Linked DNA regions of Mus musculus: region 2 is linked to region 1. The links are chromatin loops, found by intact Hi-C in ENCODE. Cell type or tissue: left cerebral cortex. All regions are shown on one strand. Links, peaks and the distances in the headings refer to the core of each region. The heading gives the core; the rest is flanking DNA.

Region 1 (11,031 bases), core at 1,140-9,139:
AGTGTCCTGAGAAGTTGTGGTGTCTCTCTGTTGGGGAGCCCCATGGGAGTTCACAATGCTGCTTACAGCAGACAACTTCTGGACAGGCTCCGAGTTTTGTCTAAAATGGACTGCTGCTGCAACTGCAATGAGTGGTGTCTCAAGGCCTGAAGTACGTAGCTGAGCCTCCGCTCTATGAAAGGCTTAGGGCAGCTCCACAACTGTACTTGGTTGAGGAATGACAAAGTTCCTGTCGAGAGGGACCCCATGGAAACTCGATTCACCACCACCCCAAACCCCAACTGGGCTTTGGAGGTTAATGTCCTTTTGTGGGCTCCAACACTGCCCTGCACAGACCCCACCCTTCCATCCAAAGCATTGCCCTCACCGGCCCCCAGATCAAGACACTGGCACACCAGCACAGGGAAAAGGCCAGCTAGTAGGATACCTGTGGCCTCGGGCACAACCTATTGTAGTTGACCACAAACAGAGTCAGGTTGAGGAGAAGCAGGAGCCCTGTACTGGGGTGGGGCCAGAGAAGGACAGAAGGCTAGACAGGGAACACCACCACCCCCAAAAGAGAGACAGATACAACTTGCCTGACTTGCCACAAATACACACATGTGTGTATACACATACACACAAACTCACACACACACACACACACACACACACACACACACACTCACAGACAAGACAACGGGATACAAACTCAGAGGGGATTAGAAACTGGGAGACAAAGCCATCAGTCATAAATAGTGGGCATAAGCTTTTAATCCCAGCTACTTATGATGCTGAGGCAAGAGAATGCCATATTCAAAGCCAACATGGACTACAGAGTGAGTCCACAGCCAGCCTGAGCTACAGAGAAAACCCAAGAAAGACACACAGACACCCCTTTCCCTCAGAGCAGCAGAACTGGAAATCTAGCCATACCTCTGGGTAGAAGAAGGCTCTGGGGTTGGGTGGAGGATCCCCAGTCACCCCTGTCCTTGCCAAAACTTACCGATTCCAATACTAAGGAAACTGAAGATGGCGGCAGCAGACTGGTCGAAAGGCGAAGAACATGGTGGGCAGGAGGATGAGGTATAGTTCCAGGGCCAGAAATATAAAGCACTTGTTTATGTGAAGGTAAACTGGGGAGGAGAATCAGAAAGATTACTGCAGTTACCCACCACCCCACCCTTCACCCCTCTCGCTCTCTAGCTCTCTCTCTCCTTTCACTCATACCAAGAGGAGCCCAACCTAGGTACTCCAGCAGCTGGGGAAGAGTGACTTTTCATGTCCTGTATGAGCAGTTTAGAGACACACAGATCTTATCTGTCTCCAAATACAAGGTAAAGGCAGTAGAGGGGTCTTGGTGTTGTGTCTTAGTTGGCAGAATATTTGCCTAGCTGTGAGCATCCTGCATTTCATCCTCAGCACTGTGCTGAGCTGAGTCTGCAGCACGTGCTGTGATCCCTGCACTTGGGAGGAGGATCAGAAAATTATGGTTGTCCACAGATACACATTGAGCTGGAGGTCAGCCTGGGTTACATAGACCTGTCACAAACAAGGCAGAGGAAGGGAATATGGCTGTCTAGAATCCATCCCACAATGAGGGGCAGGACATGGTTCAGAGGTACAGCACCTGCATAGAGTCCTCCAATGAGGTTCTTCTGGGGGTGTACCTTAGTGATAGAGACCCTGTAGCCTGTGTGTGTAAGGCTCTGGGTTCTAGCTTCAGTGACTCACTAACCCCCGAAAAAAAAAGAAAAAGAAAAAAAAAATCACCTTCACTCACATTACCAAAATCACTACCTGGAAATTGAAAAATAACTCTATTGCCACTCATAGAATTACCCACCATCAATGATGCACCTACTGTGAGCCCTAACCTACTCCCCCAGAAAGACTACTGTGAGAGGGCCAGTGTGCCACAGTCACCTCTAGCACCCAATGGGAACCCCCCCCCCAGTCTATGTATACACTGACCAGTGAATTGTTCCATGTTGGCACACTTATGCCCCCTGCAGTCAATCCAGAGGCCGATGAAGCCAGTTTACGGACCATGCACATAGGCCATCCGCCCATCTACCACGTTGAACACCAACAAAGTAGCCAGGAAGATGGAGATGAGGGACCAGCCAGGTAGGACCAACTTTCGGTCCTCCTCCCAGGAACAGAGCAGTTCAGCTGGGGAGTGAGAAAGTTCTGGAGATTTGGATCTTTTCTCCACTCTCTCTGGATACATAAAAACCTCCCTCCTCTTCCTTCTTTGCTTTTCCCCCTCTCGTCTACAACCAGTTCCCTGTGGATGCTGTTTGGAGCTCATCTCCAGCACCACTTCATCTCTTTCTATTCTCATGCACTGGACTCTTTCGGAGCAGTACACCTATCTCAAACTCCAGCATGATTATGTATGCGTGAACACATACAGAAAGATCAAGTGCATGAATGTACTCATGAGTGGATGAATGCGTGCTTCCTCTCTTCTCTGTTAGAGCAAAGAACCGTGAAGTTTTCAGGAAAACTTGTGCACAGAAACTTAGGACTCAGAAGAGAACTTGGTTGCCAATTGATCACCAGCTCCTCACTTACCCTGGATTAGGACTAGCCTGGTCTTCTTGGAGCTTACAGGGCTCGCATGAATACACCCAGGTCAAATGTGCTAACTGCCATGAGAGCTGAAATAGTCTAGAGGCTCAACGAGAGGGGATGGGTCTGAAACCTGCAACAGTAAGTAGGTGTCAAAGGCTCGGTATTTATTTCCCCTTCTCTGTACCAGAACCCATACTGACTTCTTGATGTTTTAACGTTTGAGACAAAGTCTCCCTGTGTAGTTTCACTGGCCTGAGTACACTATGTGCACAGTCTAACCTGGACCTCACCAAGATCCACCAGCCCCTGACTGCTAAGTTCTGGGATCAAAGGTGTGCACCAAAATATGCAGCTGCCAAGCTGAACCCTCAATGAGGCTCCTGGAGGGAAGGACATTTTCTGGTTGCTGTTTCTTGAGAAAGGGTCTCACATGGCCCAGGCTTGGCTAACCTCAAAATGTAGCTCAGGATCTAGGAAATGAGGAAGAGAAAGGTCATTGTTATCCCAACACTGTTCAGGGTGGGTGACACTCCCCCTGGAATAACCTGAGTTCCCATATTCTTGAACCAAAGTGTCAATAGACCATGGTAATGTGCACCATAACTTTTATTCACTTTATTTTATCGGTTTGTTTGGAGATAGCACTATATATTACCCTGCTGTCTTGAAAGTCACTATGTAGACTAGGTTGGTCTACATCCCAGAATACTAGAGCCTAAAATCACACAGATCCACCTGGCTCTGGCTTCAGCTTGCTGGTACTGAAGATTTGCACCACTACACCCAGCTCCCAAACTACTCATAGGAACAATAAAATCAGTGATCCAGAGTTCCAAGTCCAAAAAGGAAGCATTTTGGCATTATTTAAAAAAAAGGATTTGTATCTGCAGGGAGCTTGCAGCCCTCTTGGCTATCACTAGTGCAAAGAATTTGTTCTCAGTGCAACTTTCTGGGGATAATCTTGGACTTGAGGTACAGGAACTTTCTTAGAACTGGGGGTTGGGAGTCACTTGCTCCTCCATCCTCCTTTAACACCAACTCACCATTGCCCCTGACCTTGCCCTCTGGCTAAGGTCCCCGGAACTCAAACAGCTCCAGAAACAGCAGGACCTGCCCCACCTAATCTCATCCCTGGGAAGGTGTCCAGGGTGACCTAGGGACTACTGCACAGCAGGTGCAACAGGGCCTCCTCTCCCACAGCCAGGAGGGTGCAAGAAGGAAGTATAACTCTGTCAGAAAGGACAGAGCTTTGGTCAGCATCTGAGCGGCAACAGGACAGGGGAGGGGCTGTGGGAGAGAATGAGGGTTTTTAAAGTCTCCCTGAGGAGCCTCAACAGCTCCAAGCTCACAGCCTGCAGCTCCTGGACAGCTGTCACCATGTGGTTCCTGATCCTGTTCCTAGCCCTGTCCCTAGGAGGGATTGGTGAGATGAGGGAAAGGGAGGGATCACAGCCCTGACTCTCCTGCTGCCTTTGTCCCTGGCCATCCCTTTCCCCTCTCTCCTCATCCCAGCTACATCATGAGCACCACCTGCTCCTCCTTCTCTACCCTGCACAGTGCCAGGCCCCTCACAGTCCTTGCTCCCAGGACAGGCCCCTGTCCACTCCCACTTTCAAGAACTTTCTCCTCTACCTTAGATATCTGACCATCTCTGGGCTTCTTCAGTCTTTCTAAGGAACCCACCCTCTTACCAACCTTAGGTCCTGGCATGTCCCTCAAGTTCATTGTTTTTTTCTAGAGCCTAATAGCCCAACCCCTGAGTCAGGGGCTTGCCTAGATTCCACAGTAGCACCTTAGGCAGTTGCAGCAGCTAACAGCCTTCAGCTGTGTTCTCCACATGCTGACAAGTGGTCCCCCATCTATTCAAGTTGCTCAGTTTCTACCAAATTTTCACTTCTCAAATTAGGTTATAAGCTCAAATGGGTCCCACCCCCCTTTCTGGTGTGGGGAAAATACCCATGTCACTTCTCGCTGGCTTTTTGATTTAGTCTGGGTTTTGGAGGAAGAGTCAGGTGGTAAATGCCATAGCTGGGTCTCTCTCTAAATGGAGAGTTCCTGTTGGCTAAGATGACTGTCCAGGAAGCCTCAGGGGAATCCTCCTGTTTCCATCTACCCAGATCTGGATTTACAGGCATACAGCCTCAGACCTGACTTTTTCCTTTTGGTCTGGATGGTTCAGGACTGGTACTAAGGCTTGCATGGCCAATTCTTTAGCAACCAAGCCATCTCCAGCCCAGCTCTTGGGAATAAGTTCTGAGTTAGTGTCTCATGATGTAGCTCAGGCTTGTCTTCAATCCATGGCAATCCTTCTACCTCAGCCTGCTGTGTACTGGGATTACAGAGAAGTGCAGCTATGCATGGTTTGCCAAGATTTTCTGTTTCCAAATGCGGTACTTTGGCACCCTCTTCCCCCTCATGCCTCCTTCCCTGAGCCACAGACTCCTATCTCATCTCGCTGGAGCCCCACAGCATATCTCTAGTTCCCACTCTGTGCAGGACACCCCAAAGACCCCAATGCCTAACCCTAGTACCTCACATCAGCTGGGTCCTCCTCTCTGCCTCACAGTGGCCTGACTTGATCTAACTGTTTCCACTCCTGTCCTGGTGTTGCCTCCAAGAGAACCCTGAGCCTCTCCAATACCCAGATGATTTGCCCACCTCTACAGGAAGCAGAGCCTTTTCCTCAGAGACCCCCAGAATTTCCTTCTCTCACTGCTTGTCCCATCTCAACCTCCTTTCTTAGGGAGCCCCATCCCTCTTAGATGTCATCTCCACCACAGACCCTAATAGGTGCCCACGCCATAGACTTGACTCTGCCTCTTTGATCTGGAACCCCTCAGGCTCTCCCATCCCACTGCCACTTTATGCCCAATCCAGGAAACCCCAAGCTCCCTTTCCTGTATTTATTTATTCATTCAGATCTAGTTTTCTAAGACTTTGGCCTTTCCAGAGCTCCAAAAACCCAGCACAACCCCCACTTCTCAAGCCTTGGAGATTCTAAAGCCCAAAGACTCATGAACCCTAATATCACTCTCCCTGGAATAAAAGTGAACAGGAATTCCCCCCCCCCCCACTCTCTCTTTCTGGTTGCCTTGACATCCGTTAGCCCAAAACTATAAAGTGGCCTGACACTATACCTGATACCTGCTTCAAGAGTTCTTTCTGTACCCACAGCATAGATCTCCCTAACCAGGACCAGCCATATATGGGTCCCTTCCCCAGATCTCCTGACCATGTCCCCTGATCCCAGACCTGCTTAAACAAGTCCCGCAGCAGTTCACCTCCATATCTGTGCCAATCCTCTCCTCCCCCATTGCCCTTACTGCAGATGCTGCACCTCCTGTCCAGTCTCGAATTTTTGGAGGATTTAACTGTGAGAAGAACTCCCAACCCTGGCAAGTGGCTGTGTACCGCTTCACCAAATATCAATGCGGGGGAGTCCTGCTGAACGCCAACTGGGTTCTCACTGCTGCCCACTGCCATAATGAGTGAGTAAGGGTGGAAACAGGAAAGCAGGGTGGCAGCCAGAGAACATGACTCCAGGACAGGCTGGGGTACTGAAGGGCAGGCAGGTGGGACTGGCTGAAACTATCCATGACCTCCTGGGTCTCTCTTTACTCCTCCCTCCAGACTGGGGTCTGAGTACTGTTTCTTTCTTTTCTGTCTTGTTGTCTGTCTATCTCCTGTCTGTATTCACATCTGAGTGTCTCTGTGGTCATCTGTCACTGTGTGTCTCCCCCTCAGGACTCGGCAAAGCCCTGTCTGGGTCTGGGTCTCATGTGTTCTCTTTTATCACTACTGACCATAGTGGGGACCAGGCCCAAAGGCTCCCTGAGGATAGAACGTGCTGTCCCTGAGGGTAGAGTGTGAGAGAAGTCCTCACTCTCCTCAGAGCAGCTCTGCCTTTAGGACCTTCTGTCCACTCTAGGACACACAGAGAAGGGCTGGTCAGAACTGGAGCTGGGTGAGGTAACTGAGTACAGAGAGTACTGGATGTTGGGGAGGGAGGGGAGGGCTCAGACCTTGGGCTGCAGGCCAGGCCTTACCTGCTGGGGTAGTTCAGCCCTGTCCTAGCTGCACCTGAGCAGCTCTCAGGCCTACTGCTCCTCCCTGCCCCCTCTTCCTTTGTCTTCTGTTCCTGTCTCTGTCTCTTTCTGCCTCTCTGACTGTGTGTGTGTGTGTGTGTGTGTGTGTGTGTGTGTGTGTGTGTGTGTGTGTGCCTTTCTGTTTGAATCTGTGTGTGTGTTTCTGTCTCTGTTTCTATGAGTATATGTGTCTGTGTGTCTTTCTGTCTGTGTTTCTCTCTCTCTCCTCCTCCTCCTCCTCCTCTTCCTCCTCCTCCTCCTCCTCCTCCTCCTCTTCTTCTTCTTCTTCTTCTTCTTCTTCTTCTTCTTCCCTCCCTCCCTTCCCACACTCTCCCCCTGACTCTCCCCAATCTCCCTGGTTGCCTCCTTTCACTCGCTCTATCGCCTTCCATTGCCCCCAGCAAGTACCAGGTTTGGCTGGGCAAAAACAACTTTTTTGAGGATGAACCCTCTGCCCAACACCGGCTTGTCAGCAAAGCCATCCCTCACCCTGACTTCAACATGAGCCTCCTGAATGAGCACACCCCACAACCTGAGGACGACTACAGCAATGACCTGATGCTGCTCCGCCTCAAAAAGCCTGCTGACATCACAGATGTTGTGAAGCCCATCGACCTGCCCACTGAGGAGCCCAAGCTGGGGAGCACATGCCTAGCCTCAGGCTGGGGCAGCATTACACCCGTCATATGTGGGTCTTCTCCAAGCAACAGAGGGGTGGCCGTGAGGGGCAGAGGAGACTGAGTTGACCTCTGCTCACCACACTCTTGCCTCCTGATTCATAGACGAACCCGCAGATGATCTCCAGTGTGTGAACTTCAAGCTCCTGCCTAATGAGGACTGTGTCAAAGCCCACATAGAGAAGGTGACAGATGTTATGTTGTGTGCAGGAGATATGGATGGAGGCAAAGACACTTGTATGGTGAGAAGCCCCTTCTTGCAGTGAGGTAAAGGGCTGAAAGAGAATTGAGGTCCTTGGTTCCTACTTCCACACCCTGACTAGGCAAGCATGTTACATCCTTCCCAATGGATTGGATGTGCCATGGGACGGGAGGATCCTGTAGCTGGTACTATTTCTCCTCGGTGACTTGGCTTAGGGGACTGTCCCATCCACCCCTCACCCCAACCACATGTCCCTGGAACAGATGGCCTCCTAAGAGCTGGATTCCCTCACCTACTGGTCAGAGCTGCCTCTTAGAGACCCTGTATTCCTCCCCTGGTAGTCAGTTCCAGGTTGTCAAGTAGAATCCAACCGCCAGGTCCTTTCTTACTCCTGTACCTGTCCTCTTTCAGGGTGACTCAGGAGGCCCACTGATCTGTGATGGTGTTCTCCACGGTATCACATCATGGGGCCCTAGCCCTTGCGGTAAACCCAATGTGCCAGGTATCTACACCAAACTTATTAAGTTTAACTCTTGGATAAAAGACACTATAGCTAAAAATGCCTGAATATCACATTGTCCCATGTTCTCAATAAAGCCCACCATGCAGCAAATGAGTTCAAGTTCTGACATTCTCTGGTCTTCTGGTGTGCAGTACCCTGTCATGGTTCACTCAGCTAAGGTTAGGACTTCCAAAGTTGATCAGCAAGGGACAGGAGTACATGTACTGTTGGCTACAGAGGTGGGGTTGAGACAAATGCAGACAAAAGGCTCAGACCATGTCAGGGATGCCACTTGAGTCTCCTCTGGCAAGGAAAATGTTCAGATCACACAGGAAAAGGCCAGAAAGATCAGAATGACTGAATCCAGCTAGGCCTGACCCTACGTTGGAAGCAGAAGAGATGATAAACAGTCAGACACTGAGAATTTGGACTGTGGACCAAGTTTAATTGAGTTGGGCAGGGGTGATATGTTAATTAAAGCTTGACTTCCTGGGAAGGAGTCTGTCCACAGAAGGGCAGGTTCTGGCCCCAAGGCTAGGCTGCAGACCTAGGGCCCCTGAAGGGGATGTCTCTGGTATGGCTGGACCAAAAGATAAAGAGTGACTATGGAACATGTCATGTCTAAGGGGGGGCAGGAACATTGCTCATTTTCTGAAAAGGGCCACACTACTCCCACTGCTCAGGACCACAAACCATAGTCTGGTCAGAGGGACACAGCCACAGCTGAGAGTATTGGAGGACTTCCAGAGAAGAGTCCCTACCAAGACTCAGGCAGCAAGGAGTAGGACCTACCGCGGGGAGCAGGGCTTGCCACCCCTGTCCCGAGGGTGCAACCTGCTCTCAGGGGAAATATGGCACCTCAAGGGAGGTCTGATGAAAACTGAGCCACAGGGACAGAGGTGGAGGCATCTGGCTGCGGAGACTCATCAGTGTCCTGAGAAGTTGCAGTGTCCCTCTGTTGGAGAGCCCCATGATAGTTCACAAAGCTGGTTCTATCAGACAGCTTCTGGACAGGCTCCAAGTTCCTGTCCAAAATGGTCTGCTGCTGCAAATGCAATGAGTGGTGTCTCGAGGCCCAACGGAAGTAGCTGAGCCTCTGCTCCATGGTAGGCAAACTGTAGCTCCACATCCGCACCTGGTTGAGGAAGGACAAAGTTCCTGTGACAAGGGAACCCTTGAGCACTGGACTCAGAGCCCCACCCCAAGCCCTAACTCAGCCCTAGAAACTGATCCCCTTTCCTGGGCTCCGCCCCTGCCAAGCCCAGGCACCGCCCCTCCATCCGAGGCCCCGCCCTCACCGGCCCACAGCATCAAGACCATGGCACAACAGCACAGGTAGAAGGCCAGATGGTAGGATACCTGTGGCCTCGGGCGCAGCCTATTGCAGTTGACCACAAAGAAAGTCAGGCTGAGGAGAATCAGGAGTCCTGCACTGGGGTGGGGCCAGAGAAGGACAGAAGGCTAGACAGGGAACACCACAACCCCCAAAAGGAGAGAGAAAGAGAGAAACTCCCTGACCTGCTACAATTAGACACACGTGTGTATACACATACATACACACACACACACACACAGGACAAATGGATACACACTCAGAGAGGAAGGGAAACTGTGAGACATGGCCATCAGTCACAATAGTGAGCATAAGCTTTTAATCCCAGCTACTTATGATGCTGAGGCAAGAGAATGCCATATTCAAAGCCAGCATGGACTACAGAGTGAGACCAAGTCAGCCTGGGATACAGAGAAAGCTCAAGAGAGACACAGAGACACCCCTCTCCCTAGGAGCAGCAGAACTAGAAATCTAGGCACACCTCTGGGTAGGAGGAGGCTCTGGGGTTGGGTGGACGATCCCCAGTCACCCCTGTCCTTGCCAACACTTACCGATAACAATGCTGAGGAAACTGAAGATGAAGTCTATCTTGTTCAGGCTGCAGCAGACGGGTCGAAAGGAGAGGAACATGGTGGGCAGGAGGATGAGGCATAGTGCCAGGGCCAGAAATACGAAGCCCTTGCTCATGTGAATGTAAACTGGGGAGGAGAGTCAGAGAGATAACTAGAGTTACCCCAATATCCCCCCCTCTCTGTCTCCCTTTCTCTCTATCTCTTGCTCTCTCGTCTATCACTCTCTCTCCCTCTCTCTTCCTCTATCTCTTCTTCTTCTCACACCATGAGGAGCCCAACCTAGGTACTCCAGCAGCTGGGGAGGAGTGCATTTTCATGTCCTGCCTGAACAATTTAGAGACACATGGATCTTATCTGTTTCCAAACACAAGGTAAAGGCAGTCGAGGGGTCCTGGTGTTGTGTCTTAGTTGGCAGAATGCTTGCCTAGCTGTGAGCATCCTGCATTTCATCCTCAGCACTGTGCTGAGCTGAGTCTGCAGCACATGCCTGTGATCCCTGCACTTGGGAGGAGGATCAGAAAATCATGGTTGTCCACAGATACACATTGAGCTGGAGGTCAGCCTGGGCTACATAGACCTGTCACAAACAAGGCAGAGGAATGGAATATACCTCAGCACCTGTCTAGAATCCATCCCACAAGGAGGGGCAGGAAATGGTTCAGAGGTAGAGCACCTGCCTACAATCCTCCAATGAGGTTCTTCTGGGGGTGTGGCTTAGTGATAGAGACCCTGTGGCCTGTGTGTGTAAGGCTCTGGGTTCTGCCTTCAGCAACACCCTCCCCCACAAAAAAACAAAAACAAAAAAGAAAAAAATATCACCTCTATTACCAAAATCACTACTTAGAAATTCAAAAATAACTCTACAGCCACTCATAGAGTTACCACCAACAATAATGGACACTGTGAGCTTTAACCTACACTCCCAAAGAGACTCCTGGGAGAGTGCCACTGGCCCTACCCCACAATCACCTCTACCACCCAGTACAAGGACCCCCCAGTCTATGTATACACTGACCAGTGAATTGTCCCACATTGGCACACTTATGCCTCCTGCAGTCAATCCAGAGGCCGATGAAACCAGTTTACGGACCATGCATATAG
Region 2 (11,031 bases), core at 1,088-9,087, 290 kb before region 1:
TAGATTTCTGAGTTCGAGGCCAGCCTGGTCTACAGACTGAGTTCCAGGACAGCCAGGGATACACAGAGAAACCTTGTGCGAAAAAACAAAAAGAAAGTAAGAATCAAAAAACAAAATAAAATGTCTTCTTCCACTGACTCCGTCTACTCCCATGAGTTTTGTGCCCAGATACTGTAGCTCAACACTGACCCCCAGCCAGCGGGGACCCCAGCCACCAACACTGCTGTAGAGAGGACTTATGCCCCTCCCTCATAAATGAGGAAAACACAGCACAGAAAGGCTAAGTGATGTGTCCAAAGACATGAAGCATCGTGTGTCTGGTCAGGATGTAAACTCAGCCCACCTTGCTCCAGAGCCAGGGCCTGAATCCCGTTAGCTGGTTTTTAACCCTTAGCCTGATTTTATGTGAGACTTCCTGCTGAAAACGCTCACCCTTCTTAGTTCTTTTTGAGCTTTGATTGGCTGGTTCAACACAGCTCTTCTGGCTCAAAATTCCTCTCCACACTAACTGATTTAATCTGGCCTTCTCCCCCTCCCCACTCTCTTAAGTAGCTTTCCTTCCCTCTCTCCTCATGAGAGTTGGACATATCCTATTCTGTCAGATCTTTATCTGATTTGTCACTTTGTCTACCACGCAATTAAACATCCTTTCAAACATGTATGCTTCCTTCTACAAACAAACTTGACCTTCATTGTTTGGGATTAAAAGTTTGTAGTAAGGACTTGTCTATATTCCAGCCAGAGGGCTGAGCCACACCACAACTAGAAACAGGGCTTTTCAGTAACTAATACAATGTTCAAGTTCATAATGTGAGCAAATATCCTGCAGTACACACACACACACACACACACACACACACACACACAAACACACACACTGCTGATACTAGAAAATAACTAAGTTAATAGAATGGTGTCTGGGCCAGGCTCTGTGAATCCAATTTGAGTCTCTGAAGGCATCTGTGACTGAACAGGCGAAGGATGGGGCTTGGGAGGTCAGGTTCCTTCACGTCAGACATCTGCTGTCCCCAGCACCAGGACTCACAAGCACTGTCTCAAGCAAAGACACCTCAAAAGCCTGCACCTCCAGACTAAGACAGGGCCCTTGTTCAAGAATGATAGAAACATCACAGAAGGGCTGTGAGCCTGGGACGCTGTGGAGACCAAGTGGTGGTGGACGGAGTGGGCAGACTGCAGGTGAGAAGACAGGGAGGAGGGTGAGGTGACAGAGCAGTAAAGATTAGAATGTGAGCTGAAGCCAGAGGAGAGGGCAGAAATGTGAGGACCTGGAGAGGCGAGCAGGAAACGGCTGGGGTGGGTGAACCGCAAGAGGGAAGAGGTTAGTGAATGAAGAACAGAAATAGAAGGACGACATGACTGTTCCGAGGTGTGGTGAGGAGAAGGCTTATTGTAGGCACGAGGGAGAACCCAAGGGTCCAGAGAGGGCAGACTGAGCCGGGTCACGTGGGGGGAGCCAGGAGCCAAGAAGCCAAGAGACCAAAAGGCCAAGTGGGCCAAAATGGGTAGCCAGAATGGCTGATATTGTTTAGGGAATAACAGTTGGGGAAAGAGCAGGGTACCCCAGCTTTGAGGATCCTGTAGCAGGCCCGAACTGAGAGGTACCAGGAGAACCTGACAACCAGCAGGTTGATATGTTAGTAGGCTCACTCCAGGCTCCAGACTAAGTAACGGCGAGGACAGAGGGTAGATGCTGGGCAAGCTAGAAGAGAGTTTCAGCGGGAGAAATGAGCCAGGCTCCTGGAGACATCAGGGAAGGGAGAACCAGGAAGCAGGTGGCTGCCGAAGGCTAAACGTTAGTGTTTGAAGGGCGGCCTGAGCTTTACATACGTGAGCCATGGGAGCTGATCGAGGAAAGACTTCTCGAGAGGTTAAAGGGAAAGAAAGAACAAGAAGAGGAGGAAAGAGGGGGCAAATGGAAGGGGGAGAAGAGGAGCAGGCAGAGGAAGACAAGGGGAAGGGTAGAGAGGAGGAAGATGGAGGCAGGAAAGGAGAAATATAAAGAAAACTGGGAGATGGAGGAGGTGGGGTGGAAAGGAGAAAAGGAGGAAGAGGAGGCAGGGGAGACTGCAGAGGGGGAGCAGGGGAGGAGGAAGAACAACACACGCAGGCTTGGTGGAGGCTCAAAGACTTCTGGGTCTGCCATGATACCCAAGAGGAGAGTTGCAACCAGCCTGGGGCTGGCAGGAGGACATGCAGATGAAGTCACCGCTAGGGGGCAGGACAGATACTCCCAAAGCCCACACCCCAGACAGTACTTGGCAGGGTGTGAGAGATCCTAGGTTGTCCTTTTGTGTGTCTTAGAGGCTTGGAGCCTGGGCGGCTCACAGTAACATGTGTCATACTGGAAAGTTTAGTTCCAGCTCCTTCCCCAGACCCACCCGGAGCCCTCAGTATAACCCCAGTTAGCACCCCCTTCCCCTGGCCACAGGGTGTTCCGAGGAGCTGGCTGGAAGCTGGGGAGAGGAACTCTAGACCCCCCTCTCCTTGGCCTTCTGCATAGCTTTGGCCACTCCCAATCTGAGCTTCAATTTTGCTGGATTAAAGGATGAAGCCCAGGAACCATCACACAAGAGGACACAGTAATCTGAGGACAGACAGCATCGGGCAGCAGCCTGAGTCCCACAGAAAAATGGCCCGGCTGAAGCTCATCTCAGCGTGAAGCTAGGCAACGCGGAACGTGGCAAGGAGACAAGTGGACTTGAGAGACTTCTAGAACGGCTTAGCCTTGGGGGTCCACAGTGTCTGTAGGTCTAGGATGGAGACCGGAAATGGGGGTGGGGGTTGGGTGATCTGAAGCTCCAGAGTGCCTGGAGACCTGTGATTCCAGACAGTTCTACACCTTGAGTTCCCGGGTTTCTGTGGACACAGACAAAACATCCTAAAATCTGAAAGTCAATGTTCTAAAGATGTGTGTGTCCTGCATCTCCAGGGGGAATTGAGCCAGCTGTTCAGGTTTGTCCCAGAACGTCAACAGCTTCCCAGACCTAGGGAGGGACAGAGCTTGTAACTGGTGTCATGCTTGGCTTTGTGACCTCAGCTCAGTCCCTCCTGCTCGAGGGACCTTCTCATTATCGAGGTTCTAGGCAATTGCTCAAGGCCCTCTGGGGGTTCTGAGACACCAGGAGCCAGCCACAAATACCAGAAGCCTTGGGTCATCTCTGTGATGACTCCTGGTCCCAATACAGAGCCTAGAGGCCAAGTTCCAGATCTCAGGACCACCTCAGAATCCAAAAAACTAAGACCCCGTAACCTAGTTGTTCAGTGCATGCTGAGATGCTGCACAGCCAATACTGCAGAGATCCAGAGTCAGAAGCCAAGCTGTCTTGAGTCCAGACTCTTTTGTCTGTCTGTTAAGATAGTATTTCACCATTCCTCAGGCTGAACAGCCCAGGCTGGCCCCAAACCTTCCATTCCTTCCCGTCCCTACTTCCTAAGTGCTGGCATTACAGTATACAGGCTTGTGATACTGGGCCTGGATCATACAGGATTTGTTCTTTGGGGTTTTGGGTTTTTTGGGGGTGTGCTTTGTTTTATTTTGTTTTGCTGTTGTTATTTGAAGCAATCAGTATCCCAAGCTAGCCTCAAACTCACTTGTGTAGGCAAGCATATTATGAACTCCTGATCATCCTGCCTCACTCCCTCAAGGGCTAGAATTGCAGACTTGCACCATCATATCTGTTTTCTGTGATGCTATGATGGAATCAAGAGGCGGGGAGGAGAGAAAGAGGGAGGGGAGGGAGGAGGGGGAGGAAGAAGAAGAAGACATGGAAATGACATCAGAAGAAGGAAAAAAATGCAAAATACAAGCCTGAGATCTCAAAAGCTATTCACAGTTCTGAGCCCAGGCTGTGGATTACTTCAGGCATTGAACCTCAGATTTCAAAAGTAAACTCTCTATCACAACATGGTTCAGTTAACAAAGTACTTGGCATGCAAGCCTGAGGACCTGAGTTCAATACTCAGGACCTACACAGAAAACCAACGAGAGCTTGTCATCCAGCACTGGGAAGATGGGGACAGGTGGGTCTCTGGAGCTGGGTGACCAGTTAGCCTGGGTCTATCAGGAAGCTCCAAGTCTCACTGAGAGACTCTGCTCAAAAGACACGGTAGAGGGGCTGGAGAGATGGCTCAGCATTAAGAATACAGGTTGCTCTTCCAGGGAACCTAAGTCTCGTTCCCAACACCCATGTCAGGTAGCAAGCAGCACAACCAAACTTCTGTAACTCTGGTTCCTGCGGCATTCGATGCCTCTGCCTCCAGGAGCACCTGCACACAAGCCCACACATGTAAGCATACACATAAAAAATTAGAAAAATTTTTCAAAACTCCCTAAGTCATTTCTGGGAGACACCCAGAGTTGATATCTGGCTTATGCATGCACATGTGCGTGTGTGTGAAAATTTAATATATTTTGATGAATAAATCTAAAATTAATTAACCAGGCGGTGGTGGTTCACACCTTTGATCCCCACTCTTGGGAGGCAGAGGCAGGCAGATCTCTGAGTCTGAGGCCAGCCTGGTCTACAGAGTGAATTCTAGGGTAGCCAGGGCTACACAGAGAAACCCTGTCTCGAAAACAAGACAAAACAAAACAGAAAGATTTAAACTCACACTCTAGACTTCAGGTCATGACAACCAGATCCGAGACCTTCCCAGTCCATATGCTAACATAAGTCCAGATTCAAGATGGTATGGTGGCCCACACCTGTCATCCCAGCCTTTGGGAGGCTGAGGCAGAAGGATCTCAAGTCTAAAGTCAGATTAGCCTGAACCACTTACGCAAGAGCCTGTCTCAAAACAACAAAAAGACCAAAGCTCTAAAAGTCTCTCTGGGGTCCAAGAAGCATGACCTTAAAAATCAGCTTCCAGTGCTACCCAGAATTTCTGTCTCTGCACTGCACTGCCATCCCAGCTTCTGCTCTTGCCCTCCTGTCCCCTCCCTCCGAGGGAACTGCCCCTGGGTGGAATTTCTCCTTGCAGACTCAGACAACGGCTTCAGACTAATAAACGCTCATTATAGGAACCTCGTCTCCCATCCCACCAGTCACCATGGCGTCCAGCCTGTAAACCTGGCCCTCCACTGCCTCTCTCTCCACTCTACCCAGCCCCACCCCGAGACCCAGGCTGGGCTAGGAGCTTATAAAAGCAGGCTTTCAGTGTCTGCTCCCCTTCCGGCATCCCAGCTGCCCCGATGTCACTGGAGGACCCGGAGGGGGTGAGATCTTTGAGAGAGAACTTGGGAAAGTGGGTGAGATTGGAGAGGGGGACCCTGCAGATGTGTTGGTGTCCAGGAGGCAAATACTACCCTGAATGACCAGTTGTCAAGGGATTTGGGTCTTCTGTGTCCTTTTCCTGTTGCTTCAAGTTGAATTTGAACCAAGAAAATGTCTCGAAGCTTCTAGAAAGAGCCTAGGCTGAGGGGGGCGGGGGGAGGGAATAGGGTGAACCAGGAGGACATCCCTGAAAACACTTGTTACAGAGCCAAGAACATGGCCAGCACTTATCACTGGTCAAGTCAGTTCAGAACAACCTCCCTAAAGTGTCCCCAGTGCCAGGTTTCAAGCTGGCCAGAGCTGGGGACAGGAGGGTCTGACCTGACTCCATCCTCCTTGAGGATAAGGAGTGGTGAACAGCCAGGTCACTGCTACCATGCAGGGGCAGGACAGGGGCCATGGAATCTTAATGACATTGCCTCTGGATTGCCATGTCTTGCTCTTCCAAGGCTTCCCAGGTCTTTCAGACTGAGGTGGAAGAGAGAATAGCAAGATGAGAAGGACTAGAATTCACTCCCCCAAATTTCCTGAGGTTTCTCCGTGGACCAGACCCTAACACTGGGTGTTTAACTCTAACACCTGGGAATCCAGGGTCAGTCCGGTGGGGTCTGCTTAGGAGTTCTCAGTCTGATTAGGAGATACCACAGAGAGTCTGGGGAGGGAGGGGGTCAGAGAAGGTCAAGACAAGGGACAAGCTGAGCAATGTCTGGGTGTAAAACTGCAGGCCGAATTCCAGCACTGGCTACGCCTAGGGCAAGGTCACAGAGACCCAGCTGGGCAGGCTGGAAGGGGAGGAGGCATTTCAGCCTTTCTAAGTACTGCTGAGCATATGGGACTTTATTTAAGAACTATTAGAGGTCCATGGGAAGCTGTGAGCAGGAGAAAGGAGTCCTCAGCTCTGCTGTAGAAGCCAGATGTGGTAGTGAAAGCCTGTCATCCGACACCTGAGAGACTAAGGCATGAAGGTGGAGAGTTCAAGGCTAGCCTGGGTAACTTAGTGAGATTCTGTCTCACAGTGAATAGCAAAAAGAGGGCTGGGGATGTAGCTTGGTGGTAGAGGGCATTTCTAGACTCCATCAAATAAGGGAGGAGGGGTATGGCTCAGTGCAGTTATCCAGCTGCTTAGGTCAGCACCCTACCCTGACCCCTGTACCCAAGAGGAAGGAGAGAGGAAAGAAAGAAGGAAGGGAAGGAGGGAGGTAAGCTCTCTAGGGCTTTGTGTACAGGAGTGCTAGACTAAAGGGGACCCAGGAGTCTGTCCCCATGAGAGGCTGGATAGAGTCCTGACCCAGGGCCACGGGGATGAGAGAGAGAGAGACCCAGGTGGCTATTGAATAATGCTGGGGTCTGCCAATGCCAAAAGGAACAGAGGCCCCTCCAGGGATAGGGAGCAGGAGAGGACACAGGTGGAGGCTACAGGAGATGGAAGGCAGGAGAGGACACAGGTGGAGGCTACAGGAGATGGAAGGCAGGAGAGGACACAGGTGGAGGCTACAGGAGATGGAAGGCAGGAGAGGACACAGGTGGAGGCTACAGGAGACGGAAGGCAGGAGAGGACACAGGTGGAGGCTACAGGAGATGGAAGGCAGGAGAGGACACAGGTGGAGGCTACAGGAGATGGAAGGCAGGAGAGGACACAGGTGGAGGCTACAGGAGATGGAAGGCAGGAGAGGACACAGGTGGAGGCTACAGGAGATGGAAGGCAGGAGAGGACACAGGTGGAGGCTACAGGAGATGGAAGGCAGGCCTCTTAGTCTAACATCATTCTGGTCCTCTCAACAGTCAGGAGGCTGAGGCTGGAGGAGCTTGAGTTTGAGGCCAGCCTGGGACATATAGGAAAACACTGTCACAAAAGACAGAAGAAAAGTGTGTCCCACACCAGAGATGCACTTCTGTCTACAGAAGGGAGACAGGGACAGATGGATCTAGACTTACCCCAGTTTTTGTCATCCCCGACCCTCAGATCTCTAAGACCCGGACCTTCTTCTGCAATGTGGCTTCTCCTTGCTTTCGTCTTGCTGGTGTCTGCAGGTGAGGGGCACCAAAGTCAGGTACTGGTCTGATCAAATAGGGTGCTCCTTCCCCCAGAGTATCTGCACCTTAGGACCTGCTAACCCATACTGCACCCACAGACCCCTTATAACCCTATGCCCATTTCTACCTGAGCCACCAGCTAAATGTCTCTGATCCTCAATCCTGAGTCACCAGAAGTTCTGGGCCACCTGAGCCCTTGAACCTGAGTTCCAAGGATGATCTTTCTTGCCATGTAACCTTGGGGAAACTCTTTGACCTCCCTGAGCCTCAAGTGCTTTATACCCAGGACAGTCATGGTGAAGTCCCAATAACATCACATAGGTGATACATGGGACAAGAAATCAGGATGGTTGAGACACCAAGAGCCCAGAATCTAGGTTTGAATACCGTGGCTGCCAGTTCATCAACACTACAAGTCTGGTTTCCCAGCCATAGGATGGAGGCAAGTGTCCTCCCTAAGAATCCAGCGTGGTGCTCTAGGAGGTGTGTGAGCATAATGGGACAATCTGGACACTCCAGGCAGGTGCACGGCATTTCCACATAGCGACCACGTGAGGCTGAGGGCTTGGGGAAATGGCCCAGTGGATAAAGTGAGTGTCTGCGTTTAGATCCCCAGTACCCACTTGAAAAGCCCGGCAGCATGCCTGTAAAATCCCAGAGCTTGGAGGTGGAGACAGGGGAATCCCTGGGGCTTGCTGGCTATCCAGACCAGTCAATCTACAAGCTCTATGTTTAGTGAGAAAACCTGTCTCCCAAAACAAGGTCATAACTTTTGAGATGATACAGATGGTACTTGCTGTCAGGCCTGAATAATGGAGTTCGGGACCCATACAGTGGAAGGACAACCACTACTGCCTTCGTTTATGGGGGAGCGGGTTGGACTCAGGGATGGCCACTAAACCAAGGTCACCCTGGGTGACAGGCCAAGTCCAGACCAACCTCTACCAAACCTCTTGTGGAAATTTTCACTGTAACCTTATGCTTTCTGCCCTGGAGAAAATTGGAGGGGTGTCCATTAACGATCCTCCTGTTGCCCACATGACCTCTGCCCAGGGAGGGCAAGCCTCCCCCTGGGCTCTCCCTGGGCTGTGCTTCAGCTGCCTGCTGCACCCAGCCAGAGCCTCCACCCTCCTCCAGCTGGGACTAGCCGGGTGCAGCTGGATGCCCACCTGTTCAGCCACTGCCCTCCTCCACAGGGTGACCTCACCCTTCCTCTGTTAAGCACCTTGACTGCCACATCTACGTTCTCACAGCCTCCCAGGCCCTTTGGCCCTATTCCTGACCTTGGAGGGCAGAAGGCAGAGTGTAGACAGTTGGCTTGGTTGTAACAGTCCAGCCCAGGAGTAGGTATCTGTCATGATCTTGACCTTGGAGGAGTGGGGCAAGCACATTGCTCAGTAAAAGAAATTATGGCCTCAAATGTCCTGATTATGTTATATTCTCTCTCTCTCTCTCTCTCTCTCTCTCTCTCTCTCTCTCTCTCTCTCTCGTGTATGTCTGTGTGTGTCTGTGTGTCTGTGTGTGCTTGCTGTCCAGAGACATAAGCAAGATCCCCCTCCACACCTTGTGAACTTCAAAGAGTATCCTTAGACATTAGTGGCCCTGTCTTCCCATTCTGTGCTCTCCAGCTTGGTGTCTTTGATCTTGAAATCTCAGCTTTGTATCTGATAGGATCTGAGCTGGTGGAGAACTGTCCATATCTGAGTATTCACCCTCTGGATAAGTATCTGGGTCCCTGAGTTCTATAAAATGGCTTGTGGGTGAAACACATTTTTTTCATTGTATGCACATGTATATATACCCAGTATGTGCACATGCATGCCAGGCACTCTCTGCCTTGTTTTATTTTATTATTTTATGTGTAGGAGTATTTTGTCTGCATTCATGTGTATGCACTTTGTGTGTGTGCCTGATGCCCTCGGAGGTAAGAAGAGGTCATCAGATTCCCTGGAACTGGAATTACAGATAGTCACGAGCCACCATGTGGGTACTGAATCCTCTGCAATAGCAGCAGCTCCTGCTCTTAACCAGAGAGCCATCTCTCCAGGCCCACCTTAGTTTTTTTGACAGAGTTCGTCAGTAGCCCAGTGCTCACTGGTTAGGCCAGGCTGTCTGGCCAGAGAGCTCCAGGGATCTGATTGACTGCAGGCACTGGAGCTTATGAAGCTATAAGCGTGCGCCACCATGCCTGACTTTTTACTGGGGTGCTTGGGACTGAAAATGTGGCCTCATGCTGGCAAGGCAAGGACTTTACCAAATGAGTCATGTCCCCAGCCTTTAAATTGCGGTTTGATGTTGGCTGTTGTAACTAGATCTGCGCAGATGTCTGTCATACTTTAATCACACCTGCCATCACCAACCTGAACATCCACACGGACACCCCCATAAATAAATAGGTGCCCTTTGTTTAAAGTAACAAATGTAATCCCAGAACCTGGGAGACTGAATACCGTTCAGACCACCCCGGTTACACTACAAGTTTTAAGCCAAGCTGTGCAACCCAGTGAGACTTTGCCTCAAAATACTGAATGAAAAAAATCAATTCATAATGTCACAGTAGTTACAATGTGCCAGGCACAATTCACCACACACACAGACACCCGTGGACCCCTTCTTATTTTCATGGCCCTCCCCATCTTTTACAATTGAGAAAAACAAGCATCAAGAGTCCCAAGTCTGGCTGGGGAGGCAGTTCAGTCAGTGAGCAGGTTACTGTACAGGTTTGCGGATCTGAGTTTAATCCCCAGAATATGTCATAAGCCATACGTAATGAAGCACCGGATGGCGGGGGCAGACACAGTGAGTTCCTGAGGCTCACTGGCCCGCCAGCCTAGCACAGTCAGTGAGCCCTGGTTCAGTGAGAGTAATCTAGTCTCAGTACTCGAGGTGCTCATGGCACTGGAGATTGTCCTCTGACTTCCATGCGCATATGTGCACATGCAAACGCGCATGCGCACATGCAAACCCAGGCGTCAAGGCCTCCTGCGGCAAGTACAGGCAACAATTGTCAAAACCAGAATACAAACTTCAAGACAAATGGGAGTGTGTGTGTGTGTGTGTGTGTGTGTGTGTGTGTGCGCGAGAGAGAGAGAGAGAGAGAGAGAGAGAGAGAGAGAGACTCACTTGTGCCGTGTGGGTGGAAACCAGGCGATAGCATCGGTGTCTTCCTCTGACACTTCTTATTTTTCTTTGTTTTAAATATTTATTCCTTTTTAATTGTGTGTGTGCACAGGAGCGCATGCATGCGTGGGGGGGGGGGGCGCACCGGTGCGTGCGAATGTGTGTTTGTAGGTGTTCCTGAAGGCCAAAAGAAAGTGTCAAATCCATTCCCTGGAGTTAGCGTTTCAAGTTGATGCTGGGAACTCTAATCAGGCCCACAGCAAAAGCAAGCTAAGCTCTTAACCCAAGAGCAATCCGAACTCTTGCTGGCAGCAAGCACCTTACCCAGGAGCCATCCCCAACCCTGAGCAGGGATATCTTAATGAACAAAAGGAGGGGGATCTGGGTTAAGCCTGTGATGATAGGCTGAGGAGAGGGCAGGAATCCTGAAAACCCAGGCCTCAGGAGAGATCTACCTGTGTCTCCCCACAGCGCAGGATGGCGACAAGGTGCTAGAAGGCGAGGAGTGTGTGCCCCATTCACAGCCCTGGCAAGTAGCCCTCTTCGAACGTGGCCGGTTTAATTGTGGCGCTTTCCTCATCTC

The links. Hi-C counts contacts between places; a loop is a spot of excess contacts. Peaks named below come from ENCODE experiments on the same cell type or tissue, not always from the same donor. Only the 100,000 strongest peaks of a DNase experiment are listed, where the experiment ranks them.
Region 2: it touches region 1 in a loop (4-fold over the local background); 3 of 42 quality-filtered maps call a loop at or near these places.

The regions. Positions count from the first base shown.
Region 1 is chr7:44,212,565-44,223,595 of GRCm38, forward strand. Klk1b5 (kallikrein 1-related peptidase b5) reads left to right here and starts at 3,910. Exons shown (of 5, transcript NM_008456.4): 1 at 3,910-3,982; 2 at 5,888-6,047; 3 at 7,046-7,332; 4 at 7,427-7,563; 5 at 7,935-8,139. The coding sequence starts at 3,937. The coding sequence ends at 8,090. It also overlaps Gm10109. In left cerebral cortex, for the core only: no CTCF peak of the experiment used is centred there; a DNase peak (open chromatin) is centred at 4,941.
Region 2 is chr7:43,926,486-43,937,516 of GRCm38, forward strand. It overlaps Klk15 (kallikrein related-peptidase 15), which reads left to right and starts at 5,190. Exons shown (of 6, transcript NM_174865.2): 1 at 5,190-5,236; 2 at 7,258-7,325; 3 at 10,920-11,031. The coding sequence starts at 7,286. In left cerebral cortex, for the core only: a CTCF peak has its summit at 2,237 (motif pointing right); a DNase peak (open chromatin) is centred at 2,276.